2 separate regions of the Mus musculus genome follow, and region 1 is linked to region 2. The links are chromatin contacts, found by POLR2A ChIA-PET in ENCODE. All regions are on one chromosome and are shown on one strand. Each heading gives the region's core, a stretch centred on a gene start or an enhancer-like site at or near the end of the contact. The rest is flanking DNA. Distances are from core to core; before and after follow the strand shown.

Region 1 (5,975 bases), core at 319-2,818, 220 kb before region 2:
GGGGAAAAAATGTTAGTTCAAATTTCTATTTACTTGGTCAGCATGCTAGCAAGCCAATCCATTTCTATTGCCTTCTGGGCAAAATGCCTAGGTTTTGTAAAAGTAAAAAGGAACTCCTCATTGCAAAGGAAAAATAAACCCAAGGAAAACAAATTTATTTGTTGATGCTCTTTTCTGGGTTCCTACCTTTCTGTAACTTGAAAACAAGTGCGCTCCCCACAATGAAGTCTAACCTGTGGTTAATTGCAGGAGAGGTTAACTTAAACTTCTGGATTGTGACATCATCTGTGACCTGCCACCTTGGCACCTCCCCTCCAAAGTTCTATTTTGCTGCCATTGGGTTTAATGATTATTGACACAAATGATACCCACACAAAACACCAGAAATGCTTATTGTTGTTTTTGTGGATTATGTTAACTCCCATAGGACAGTCTGTACAATCCTACACGTTCAAACTTAAAACCAGAAGGGAAGTAGGCAATGCAATAAAAAGCATTTCTATCAATTAAACTCATTGGAGGTTTAGCCAGCTGCCTGGATGCCTAGTGACACCCTCCAAAACGACCGTGGTTGACTGAAAACTGCTACAAGGTGTGGAAACGACTCCAAAGAAATGCTGATCCTTGGCCATTTTTAGACAGAAGCAACCCTTCCTGCAACCTAATTGGTAAGATCAGCCGGGGCCGGGGATGGGGGTTGGGGGGCACACACACATATGGACACTTGTGCCCCAAGGCAACAGAAACGCACAGGTTCATTTAAGTGGAGAGTCACTCTTTCAGAGTCATTCTGGTTCCGGTTTCTCATCCTTGCCAGGACGCAATTCACCTAACGGAGCAAATGACAAGGTGGGTAGCATCATTAGTCTCACTAACCGGGAACAAGCACCCTTCCAGCTCACCTAGAGGTGCCACCAGGCCCGTGGTGACTAACCTCGCCAAGCGGTCTTGTGATGTTTGGAAACCTACCCCCTCGACCTAGGCGGGGCACCACCCCTTGAGTCAGCGGGTGCCCCTGGCCCGCACACGTCGTTATTAGGAAGCAGTTTCCGAAACCCGAGGAGGTGCGGAGGTGGCTTATCCCTTCCCTGCCCCACCCCTGAAAGTTGCTGGGAGCGGCACCTAGAGAACTTTCCCAGATTGATCCCCGCCCGCGTTCAGGGAGGTCTGCCCGGCTCTGCGCTCAGCCTGCGGCCGGGAGCCACCTCGTGCTGCCTGCCAAGCCCCTCCTTCGCCGCATCTTGTAGGGCCGCAGAGGGGAGGGAGGGTCGGTCGGCCAGCTGGGATCGCCTCCCCGAAGAAGTCGCACCGGTTTTTCGAGCTCGGCTAGGCGTCCGGAGAGACTCGGTCGCCGGGAGTCGCGGGAGCCCGCGGGAGCCTCGGGCCCGGGGTGAGTCACGGCTGGGAGCAGGAGAGGGCTGGCGAGAGTGCGAGAATGAATGATGTCAGGGCGCGGGCTGGGGAGGAGGGCGGGCCCGCGGTAAACAGAGCTGCGCGCTGCCCCGGGCTCCGCCGGCCGGAGACCCCGCCCTCGGCGCCGCCGGAGCCGCCCGGAGCCCGGCCCGCTGCGGCGCCCGGACTGCGGCCTGGGGCGGAGCGGCTACCTATGCGGGCGAGACCCGCGCAAAGTTTGCAGCTCTCGGGCCCGGTCCCCCGGGTCCTCTGCGCCCAGCGAGCGCCCCCGGCGTGCGAGCACCGGCTGCGAGCGGTGAGCGCCGGGCCGGGAGGAGGATGGGCTGCGGGCTGCGCGTCCTGCGGAGCGCGCGGGGACGTGGCTCCAGTGGGGGACGTGGCTCTGGTCGCCACCGCCTCCCCACAGGCCGCCCCGCCCCGGGCATCCTTGCTCAGTTTTCATCTGCTGGGGGTCAGCTGGTGGCTGTCTCTCCTCCCAGCCTGCTGCTCATTCATTTGCGACCCATTTTCGGATACTTGGTGATGGTGTTGAAATGGCACAGGTTAAACCGTAGATTGTGCAGTGCCGCTCTGGGGGGTCAGGGTTGAAGTTCGAGTGGTGGAGGAGAGGCTGCCACACGCTGACAAGCTGTGCACAAGACCAGCTCCAGGCTGCCCAACAGGACCTTTGGCGTTCAGACCCGCGCCCCTTAAGGAAGGGAGATTCGATTTGTCAGCACAGAGAGGTGGGAGTGGACCTTACCCCGTCACAATCTGTGGGTCCGGTGATCGTTCTGTCTCAGAAGCAAATAGTTCAAATGCTATATCCTGTAATCTTTTATTAATCCGCCGTTCCTCTATTTCCAAGACTTGCTTATTTCTAAAATGACCTTAAATTATTTTGACATGTGTTTGAAATACTGAAGAGGCTCAACTCTTTTTGTCAGTGTGTTCGCGTGAACTTTGAATCCTTTAACTGTTCAGTTCTTTGGTTTCACCTCGGTTATGTTAACCATCCCGAACAGGTAAAAATGGCATTAGGACTACCTTAGACAATAGCAACGATTAAGTAAGGATTAATGAGGTTAGTAATTAAGGCTGGAAAGTACAAAAGTCTGAACGTAAACCTCTTTCATCAAAGCAAACTTCAATAAATTTTAACTCTTGACCTGTAAATAATAGCAAGTTCCAGTTGGCTTAGGTAAATGCCAGCTTCCTTCTGACAGATCTGGCGGGCCCAGGTTAGCACGTGAAATATTGTTGTCTACTCCCTTAGAGTGGGAAGGGAGGTTTCCAGGAAGTTAAACGTTGCAGGTGGATACCTAAGAAGGTTTTGTCCCCACCCTCTGTCCTGGGAGCTACTAAATGTTTAAGAGACATCAAAGCAGCTGGACACACAGAGAATGAGAGGCCTGGACTCTGCAGAAGGTATTTGTAGCGAACTCTTTACCATTTCTTCCTCTCCTCTCCTCTCCTCTCCTCTCCTCTCCTCTCCTCTCCTCTCCTCTCCTCTCCTCTCCTCTCCTCTCCTCTCCTTTCCTAGAAGCAAGCAAAGTTCATTTTTGTTTTTGTTTTTATAGACCATATTCCTTGGTCCACTGATAGAGTCGTGTTTCATAGCGATCTCCTAAGTAAAGGAGTTGTTTTTTAAAAGCAAGTTAATATTTAATTTACTGTTCGTTTCATTTGTAAGTCAAACTGGTTGACTTCTGAACCTTTAGAAAAACTCAGCAACACCTCTAGGTTGTTCACCCCGAGTTTCTTTTTCCCAGAGCTTGGTGAAAGTCCTAGGAGGTATTAGGAAGGACCAGAAGCACGTGGTCTCATATCTACAGCGGTGGTAGTGTGGAGAGCAGGCAGTGGCTGTGGGGATGTAGGGGACCCAAGGTAATAACCAAGTCCTGCGTTAGCTCTCCTGTCCGTGCAATTTTTTTGTTGTTGTTTTGTTTTGTTTTGTTTTTCGAGACAGTGCTTCTCTGTGTAGCCCTGGCTGTCCTGGAACTCACTTTGTAGACCAGGCTGGCCTCAAACTCAGAAATCCACCTGCCTCTGCTTCCCGAGTGCTGGGATTAAAGGCGTGCGCCACCACACCCGGCGTCCGTGCAACTTTAAACAAAATATACAGAGAAAGAGAAGTTATCTTTTGTTTGCTAAAACAATGAAATACAGATTATGGCCTTTTTTTAAAAAGTGATATGTTGAGGCTATATTTTGAGGAAAAGAGAGGGAGGGAAGAGAGAGCCAGGAAGGTCAATCTTCCTGTGTAGGGCTACTTGAACTTGAGATCCTCCTGCCTCAGTTTCCCCAATGCTGGGACTGCAGATATGCACTACCATGCCCTGCTTCCTGGCCCCCGCCCCCCGCCACCAACAATTCCTAAGAATTCTAGACTAAAGATAGCATAGCTTTCCTTTATCTTCTGGTGGAATCAAGTCATGAACTATGAGTATCAGGTAGTCGTTCAACTCACATATTTGCTGAACATTTATTAAGCCACTATTGTATAACAATGCTGAGGTAAAGGAGATGCTGTCGCTGCCCTTGTGACTTACAGTCCAGTAGAAGTAAATCCAAGTATTATGGGGTCCAAGAGCAAGAGGGCTGGGACCCGTGAGGAGGCAAGCCATGACTGGGCTACCTCTCTAGTGGCCGTCTGTCCGATTAGTGGCTGTCTGTCCGATGGTTCTTCCGTTGGAGCTCCTACGTTCCTGTGAGGCTAGGAGGACATCTTGCTTTACCTAGTAAAGACTCTTGACTAGTTTAAATAATGTAAAAAAGATTCATTGAAATGAGATATGAACGGTGTGTTTACCTCAACAAAGATTTATTTCCTATTAACAAAGAGCTAAGGTGGAGCTCTATCAGGATTACCATTGTGTGTGACTCTCGTAATGTGAAGAAGTATGTAGGAAAATGGGCAGAAGAAATCTGTTTTCACCGTAGCAATCACATAACCATTATACCTTCCTGGTTTTCGCACATCTGTGCGTGTAAGAGCTGGAGCTAGCATGTATTGAGATTGCTCTGGGTGGTGCGACCCGCTTCCTATAGCTAGTCGCAGTACAACCTCTCGAGGGTGGCCCTCGCTCTTTTGTGTATGGGTGATCTGCTTGACAGGACGATTGTGTACGGTGGGCATGCGGGGCCATGGGGGTCTGAAGAGGAAGAGAAGATCCCCTAGAATTTAGAGTTATAGATGGTTGTGAGCCTTCATGTGGGTGCTTAGAATCAAACCCGGGTCCTCTGGGAGAGCAGTCAGTGCTCCGAACCTCTGAGCCATCCCTCCAGCAACATGGCACACATTCCTACTTTCCTTTTGACTGGGGAGAACGCGATTTGTGGCAGTGACCTGAAATTTCCCAAAGTGAAAAACTGGAAAGCTGGTCTCTATAAAACTGGGTGTATTCTCTACAGTTTCTAACTCGTCCCCTACTCAATTATAAAAATGACTTCTGCACTAAAATATTCTCACACTTTTTTTTTTTGGTTTTTTAAACCGATCCCATATTGTTTGTCTCCAGTTATCACTATTTCTAAACATTTTTCTTATTTTTTTAAATTTTAATTATGTATATGTGTGTGGGTCTGTGCACCTGAGTCCTGGCACCTCTGAGGCTAGAGGTGTCAAATCTCCCTGGAACTAGAGTGACAGATAGTTGTGAGCCCCCCCCCCCCAAAGTGGGTGCTAGTAATCAAACTCACTCAGGTTCTCTGTACCCACTCTTAACTGCTGAACCCACGTTTTCCCTATTTATTTTTTAGCAGCTTTGCATGAAATTTCAATATACAACACGGTTATTTTCCCAGATGCTTTGCATTTTAAAGAGTAAATAAATCTATTTAATTTAGCTGCTTTCTCCAAAGGCTGGTTTCAGACTTAGAAATGAACGCGCTGTTGTTTGTTTACTTTTGAGTCTTTGTGGAAGATCAAATCCCGGGTGGCTAAGCTTGTGCTTTTATCACGGACTACATCCCTGGTCCCCCTGCTTTTTTTTTTTTTTTCCTCTTTTTTTAAAAATCTCCACTTCCGTGTTCTTTAAAGCCTTCATTCAGCTCCAGGATCTACTTTGGTGGAGCTGCCCAGCGGGGCTCTGGTTCATTATGCTGGGGATTATCTGATGAAAAGAACATTCCAGCTTTTTAAAAGTACTGTTTGTGTTTTTATTATTAGTCATAAAGCTAACCTTATTTTTTTTTTCCTGAGGAAATAAAGCAGGGTAGATTTGTGTTCATTTTTCCAGGCGGCTCTGAGGGGAAATTTTACTTCTACAATTACATCAGTGAGCTAATATTTTCAGATATTTATATTATTATATTTAGTATGTTAGGTTTAGAATAAATTGTTTTAATTTTATATTGTTTACTTATTGTTTGTTCATTTGTTTTGTTTTCTATTGAGAAGTGGTCTCTCTATGTAGCCCTGGCTGTTCTGGAACTCACTCTGTAGACCAGGCTCTTGAACTCACAGAGATCCACCTGCCTCTGATTCTTGAGTGCCAGGATTAAAGGTGTGAGTCACCTCACCTGGCAACTGTATTAGTTTTAAGTCGGTAACTTTTTCAAAAAGTTCGTAATCATCCGTA
Region 2 (6,302 bases), core at 1,927-4,426:
TGGCTGCCCACCAAGCCCCTGGGATTGTCCTTTCACTGCCTTCCCTGGGCTAGGATCAGAGGCACAAACTGTCAGAGCCAGATTTTTACATAGGTGCCTTTTTACATAGGTGCCAGGGATCTGACCTCAGGGTCTCCTTGCTCTCATAGCAAACAAACACTTACCCCCCAGCCACCTCCCCAGCCTCAAACCATGCTGCTCTGCCTTCTGTGTTCTAAGTACTACAGTTATCCATCTATGTGACCCACAGAGACTGCACTGTTATCTACCTATTGCTCTGTACCAGGCCCTTCCTTCAGTAAAGCAACCAGGACCCTGGCTCTGCAGCTGGCCTTCCCTGTGTTTTATTGGGGTGTTGGTTTTTTTTTTAAACAGAGTCTTGCCATGTAGCCCAGGCTGGCCTTGTACTCACAGTCCACCCGCCTCTTTTCTTTACACAGCACCCTTGTTTATCACAGATGGCCTTGGATTTGAGAGTCACTAGGGAGTACTACAGTAGTGTTTGTGGGTCCTCTTCAGATGCATACACTAAAACCCAATGTAGAAGTGTTTAGGGATGGGCCTTTGGGAGGTGATTGGGTGGGCTAGTGGCTTAAGAAAGAGCCCCAGATGGTTCTCTTTAGAGCAGTGGTTCTCAGCCTTCCTAATGCTGTGACCCTTTAATACAGTTCCTCGTGTTGTAGTGACCCCCTAACCATAAAATTATTTTATTGCTTTATAACTGTAGTTTTGCTGCGGTTATGAGTTGTAAGTATTTTTGGGAGAGGGAGGTTTGCCACAGGTTGAGAACACTGTTCTAGAAGGAGGGCTGTCAGGGTAATGTTCGTTATGAGATGTGACTTAATAGACTTGCTTACACAAGCGGGGCTGGAGTGTCCATCAGTGGTGCCTGCCACTGGACAGGCTGAGGCTGTCACAGCCACTCAGTCTGCGAGGCTGGTTGCATCAGCAGTCCCAGTCTGGCTGAAGGCCTGGAGGAGCCCTAGAGAGCCTGCACTTCATCCCATGTTGGAAGGCCTAAGTTAGGTGCTCATGTCAGGGAAGGATGACTGCAGCAGCTACAGCAGAATAGAGGAATTCTCCAGCAGGAGAAGAAGGCAGGCAGGCAGGAAGTCTATTTTTTCTCTCTCAGATCACTTTATATCTAGGGTGCACCCCACCCCCACTCTGTATAAGGTGCTGCCCACTCAGGGAGGACATCTTCTCCCCTCAGTTAACCTTTCTTGGAAATACCTCCATGGAGTCTTCCAGAGGTGGCTCTCTTAGTCGGCTACAGATTCATTCCATTTGACAATCAATATTCACCATCACACCCTTCAACCGTCTGCAGATACAAGGAACTATCCTTGAGCTAAAAGTGGGTCGACATCAGAAAATGAACCTGATGGCACCTTGACTTGGGTTTGCCTTGCTCCCAGGAGACATTTGGGGGTTTTGTTGTAGCAGCACAAGTGGATCAAGACCCATTTATCATTCTTTCCCAAGGAAAAGCAGAGATCTGAAAACGTACATTACCTTGGGTGTGAGGTACACATGAAATATTACAACAGAGATATCATTTGAGAATATATCATAGGGCTGGAGAGATGGCTCTGTGGTTAAGAGCGCTGACTGCTCTTTCAGAGGACCTGGGCTTGATTCTCAGCACCCACATGATGGCTCACAACCATCTCTAACTCCAAGCTCAGGAAACTGATGCCCTTCTCTGGCCTCCTCGGACGTACATCCATACAGTGCACAGATAATACACTGGTGAGAAGAAAGAAACAAGAAAGGATGAAGAAAGAAAAGAAGGAAGGAAGGAAGGAAGGAAGGAAGGAAGGAAGGAAGGAAGGGAGGGAGGGAGGGAGGGAGGGAGGGAGGGAGGGAGGAAGAAAGAAAGAGAGAAAGAGAGAAAGGGAGGAAGAAAGAAAGAAAGAGAAAATTATAGTATCACAGCACCAAACTTGGATTATACTTCATCTTTCCAAATGACAACTAAGAGTTGCAACCCTCTCATCAAGCCTCCTGGAAATGTGCTGTCCTCTCTCAGTGGCAACTCAGCCATAGGGGCCTCTCCTCTCTGTCTTGCATCTTTCCTCAGACTGCTGTACACATTCCTTCCTTCCTTCATAAACGTGTTCATTCTTCAAGCTGTTGGGTTTCTGTGGGTAGCCTTCTACCTCCGTTCCTAGTATCTTTTATTTTATTTTATTTTTGTGACTTGGCTGGAATGTAGCACTCAGTAGGCTTTGCTTATTTTGAAGAATTAAATATAAAAATAAGATTCAAAGGGTCAATGCAAAACATAGCCCCTGCTTCAAAGGGAGTGCAGGAGAGTCTCTTCCCAGCCACATGCAAGAGCCCGAGGCAGGGAACAGGCATGGAAACAATTCTGAAGGACAAGGTTCACTGCTGACAGAGTTACATAAACTTTTTATAGCTACAGAGCAAGAAGGTCATAAAGCCATCGGCTTACAGAACATTGCTGAAGACCCTGGGCAGGCAGGTTACAGTGGAACAAGTAATTCTTTTCCTAGGGTTTTATGCCGGTGTTTGTTTGTTTGTTTTTGTTGTTGTTGTTATTGTTGTTGTTGTTTTAACTGTTTTAGTTTGGGACGGATGGGAGCAAGTGGTCTGCTAGGCAACACATTGCTTAAGTTCGATGTAACCTAAGTTAGATACAGAGGTGGGTAACTAGAAACAGCCCGAGAGAACTTGGACTCGAGCTCTAACATTCAGACAGGAAGTTAGTTTTATTCTGCAGAATGTGAGACACAGATGAGACTTTTGCAGGGAGCTTCATTGCACACAGGATTAACTATCATTTCTTCCAGTGGGGTGAAAGGCGGATGGCTTTCCTCTGGACGGTGAGTTTGGGGGCACCAGATGAACGCTTAGAAGTAAAACCAGCAGTAATTCTGTTATCACTAGCACAGTACTAGGCAGAAAGTTGGCCAATAGCCAGGCTTTCCCTTCCTGTGTTCTCTATCCGGGGTTACCGTCCTCATTCTAAACACAATTCTCACGATCACAACTCCAGCCCACCAGATTGTGAAGGCAACTACAGGTTGTCTCTTGGTGGGTCCCTGCTTTGCCGGAGTCCATGCTGGCCTGAGTCCTGGCACCGCCCTCTGGGGGGGGGGGCGGGGTGGACCTGCAGCTTGTGCAGGAGGCGGGTGGGTGGGGCGTGTTCGAGGCCCCGCCCCCAACGTCGCCGACCCCGCCCACGACGCTCCGGGACCTCTCGCGCTGTCCCCACTGCTCCTCCTCGGCTGCTGCACTGAGCTATGGCGTTCGTGACCAGGCAATTCTTGCGCTCCATGTCCTCCTCTTCCTCTGCGTCGGCGGCCGCCAAGAAGATCCTGATCAAGCATGTGACCGTCATCGGCGGCGGGCTGATGGGCGCCGGCATCGCGCAGGTGAGCGGGCCTCGCGCCCCGGGTGTGGTGGAAATAGTTTGATGAAGTCCGAGAAGGTGCAGCATGCTTCAGTGTCCCAGAACTACAGCCTTCGGCCCGATCCTTACGTGCATGCTTCTCAACTAACTGCCGGGCCGGGGAAGGCTCGGTGGAGCGCGCTGGTGCACGCGTGCACACTGGAGCTGAACTGTGCACAGTTGTGCGTGCAAAGTTGCAGAGTGTTTGCTCACTGCCTGGATCTGACAGGAATCCGCTCGCCAAGACCTGGGCTGCGGTTTCTTTTAGTTTTCCTGATAAGTTTTTTCTTTGTTCTTTCTTTCTTTTTTTCTTTACAGTTCTTTGGGTGTTGGTCTGGGCACTTTTCTTTCCAAGTGTCCTGCCTCTCCCACAAGTTTCCTTCGTTGGCCTTCACTTTTGTAACAGTTTGGAAAGTCACCTAGTGGGAGTTTGTGGAGTTGCTGGGACTCCGCCCAGGCCTGGGCCAGGAAACTTTGACCTTTGACCCAGTGCCCGGTGCTGAAATCTGCGTGCTTGTCCAGCTCTGAACCTCAAGAGAGTGGGCGACAGAGATAAGCATAGTTTATGCTCTGAGACGTCTCTAATCTCTGATCGGCTTCTGTGGGACTTTGCCTGGTGCCAGCTGAGGCACAGTTCAAAATCAACTGTGCAGTTTGGCTACTGCGATGTCTGTAGTACCATTTTCTCTTAAGAGTTAACTTCCTACACACAGTAGAGAGCTCTGATCTTTTTCCATGAACTTGCTATTATATTCGTATCTTTTGAGGCCTTTGCAGTTTGAGTGTTGTGGCAGTGAAGGGCTTACCTAATTTTAATTAGGGAGGGTATTCGCAGGTCAGTGTCTTTTCCCAACCAAATGCACACTTGCATGCTTGCTATTTATTAGCCTTGACTGCACTTCCTTCCAAAGTCCATTAAATTAAACAACAAAAACCATACATGGCTATGCTGGAGAAAATATAGCTAGTCTGCTGTATCCCTCTGCACCACAAAAACTCAAGGCTGTGAGGAATGAGATTGGTTGTCCAGGTCCAAGAAAAACAATGTATCCCTTAAACAATGTTTAAGCAACATCTTATTAACAAGATAATAGGGTTCTCCTCCCCTCCCCCCAAACTGCTTTGGATTCGAAACTAATTAGAAAGCATCTAGCAGCTTTTGCACAAATGCAGGATGCTGTGTCTTGTGGATGCTGTGTCTATCCAAAGAAAGTGTGTTGAAGCACGGGAAGCACTTAGAATTAACTGGGTAAGGTGCTCGAACTTTGACCTGAGACGAGTGGATTAAAGTGATTGACAAGGATGGGCATCAGGGATTTGTGGATTAAATACTCGAGCAGCTGGATCAGGGAGTTCCTATGGAAATGTAAGCGGGGAGAGGAAAAGCTATGCAACTCCTAGCAGAACTTTTTGAATAAAAGTGTAACAAACACCCACCATCTAAATAGTGGGCATTCATAAGGAACAGCCATTCCTCTGGGTCACTTTAGGTGACCATTCTGATCCTGCAGGGGAAACTGCTTTCCTGATTAATAGCTCTACTATGTTCCAGTGGTTTAGATGGTCCATTTCTTATACTTGGCCTTGCAGCAAACAGTTCTAGTTAGTGCTGTCTCCTTCCTTCCTTCCTTCCTTCCTTCCTTCCTTCCTTCTTTCTTTCCTTTCTTTCCTTCCTTTCTTCTTTCCTTCCTCCCTCTTCCTTCCTTTCTTCCTTCCTTTCTTTCTTTCTTTTCTTTCTTTCTTTCTTTCTTTCTTTCTTTCTTTCTTTCTTTCTTTCTTCCTTCCTTTCTTAAAATTGGAACTCAGTTATAGTTGCAGACAGTTGTGAGCTGCCATGTGAGAACTGGGACTTGAACCCAGATCTTCTGGAAGAGGAGCCAATGCTCTTAACTGCTGAGTTATCTCTCCACCCATCATGCCGTCTCCTTTTTGAAAAAAAAATCCATAATGGACAGTTTTTGGTTCAGGGTAGTAAATCTTTTTTTTGCCTCTGGTACCAGGGATGAGTGATGAATTCATGTGCTGAGCGCAGGCAGTTGGGCGATCTGCATGTTGGTGAAACAGTAAAGCAGTTGCTTGGTCTCTGCAGTTTCTCTAGAGCAGAGGGTCTGTAGGAATATGGAAAAGCAATAAAGGAATTAACTGACACACACATAGCATATAGCTCCAAGAAGCCAGAAGTGTCATTGTGATCATTGGCACCATTGCTGCCATCTGTCCTCTTGTCCTTTTAGCCTCAGGCCCCTTTTGTTCCTGATCTCCATGTTGAGGCAGGAGCCTTGGGTTTAGGTAGGAAATATCTTGCTTAACCCTGACACAGATCCCAGCTGACAGACAGTGCAGTTTGCTCACGAGCTGCTGAGAAGGACAGCACCTTTTATTTAATTATTCCACCCAAGTGAAGCCATAAAAGTACAAACTCGAAGTAGCATCAGGGTTACCCTGCATCACACATTCAGCTGCCATTTCTTCTGAACTCTATGAAATGGTCTAAGTCAGTGGAGAGTCTGTTTGTAGTTTTAACTAATCGGCGTGTTCCATTTTGTGCTGAGTGGGATGGAAAGGGGTGTAAATACATTTTGTACGCACCCAATGCATTTTATCAAATAGTTAAGTAATTTTAGACAAATGAGGTCCAGGGTTAGTTACATTTAGCCAGAGTATAGGCCATTAGTGATTGTGTACCTTCTAAGAGTGTCTACATTGCCTGCCCTTTTTTGTTTGTTTTAAATTAAAAAAAAAACAAAAACCCAAACCAAACCTCTTAGCCTGCAGGTTAATGTTTAAGAGCAATGACTTGTTTTATGTGTTTGCCTGTGGCTCTCACTGCTGATTTCTCTTGAGGCAAAATGGCTTGTATCATTAAATGAACTTTGAGTGGAGA

Evidence for each region. ChIA-PET counts read pairs that join two places held with the same protein, here RNA polymerase II (POLR2A).
Region 1: POLR2A ChIA-PET joins it to region 2 with 13 read pairs in Patski. The contact joins the promoter of Sgms2 here to the promoter of Hadh in region 2. POLR2A ChIA-PET finds 5 or more read pairs at or near these places in 3 of 5 experiments (Patski and embryonic stem cell).

Annotation. Positions count from the first base shown.
Region 1 is chr3:131,485,823-131,491,797 of GRCm38, reverse strand. Sgms2 (sphingomyelin synthase 2) reads left to right here and starts at 1,568. Exons shown (of 6, transcript NM_001379585.1): 1 at 1,568-1,708. It overlaps Gm36753 (a long non-coding RNA gene), which reads right to left and starts at 1,282. Exons shown (of 5, transcript XR_003954556.1): 1 at 752-1,282; 2 at 1-233.
Region 2 is chr3:131,268,975-131,275,276 of GRCm38, reverse strand. It overlaps Hadh (hydroxyacyl-Coenzyme A dehydrogenase), which reads left to right and starts at 3,176. Exons shown (of 8, transcript NM_008212.4): 1 at 3,176-3,401. The coding sequence starts at 3,270.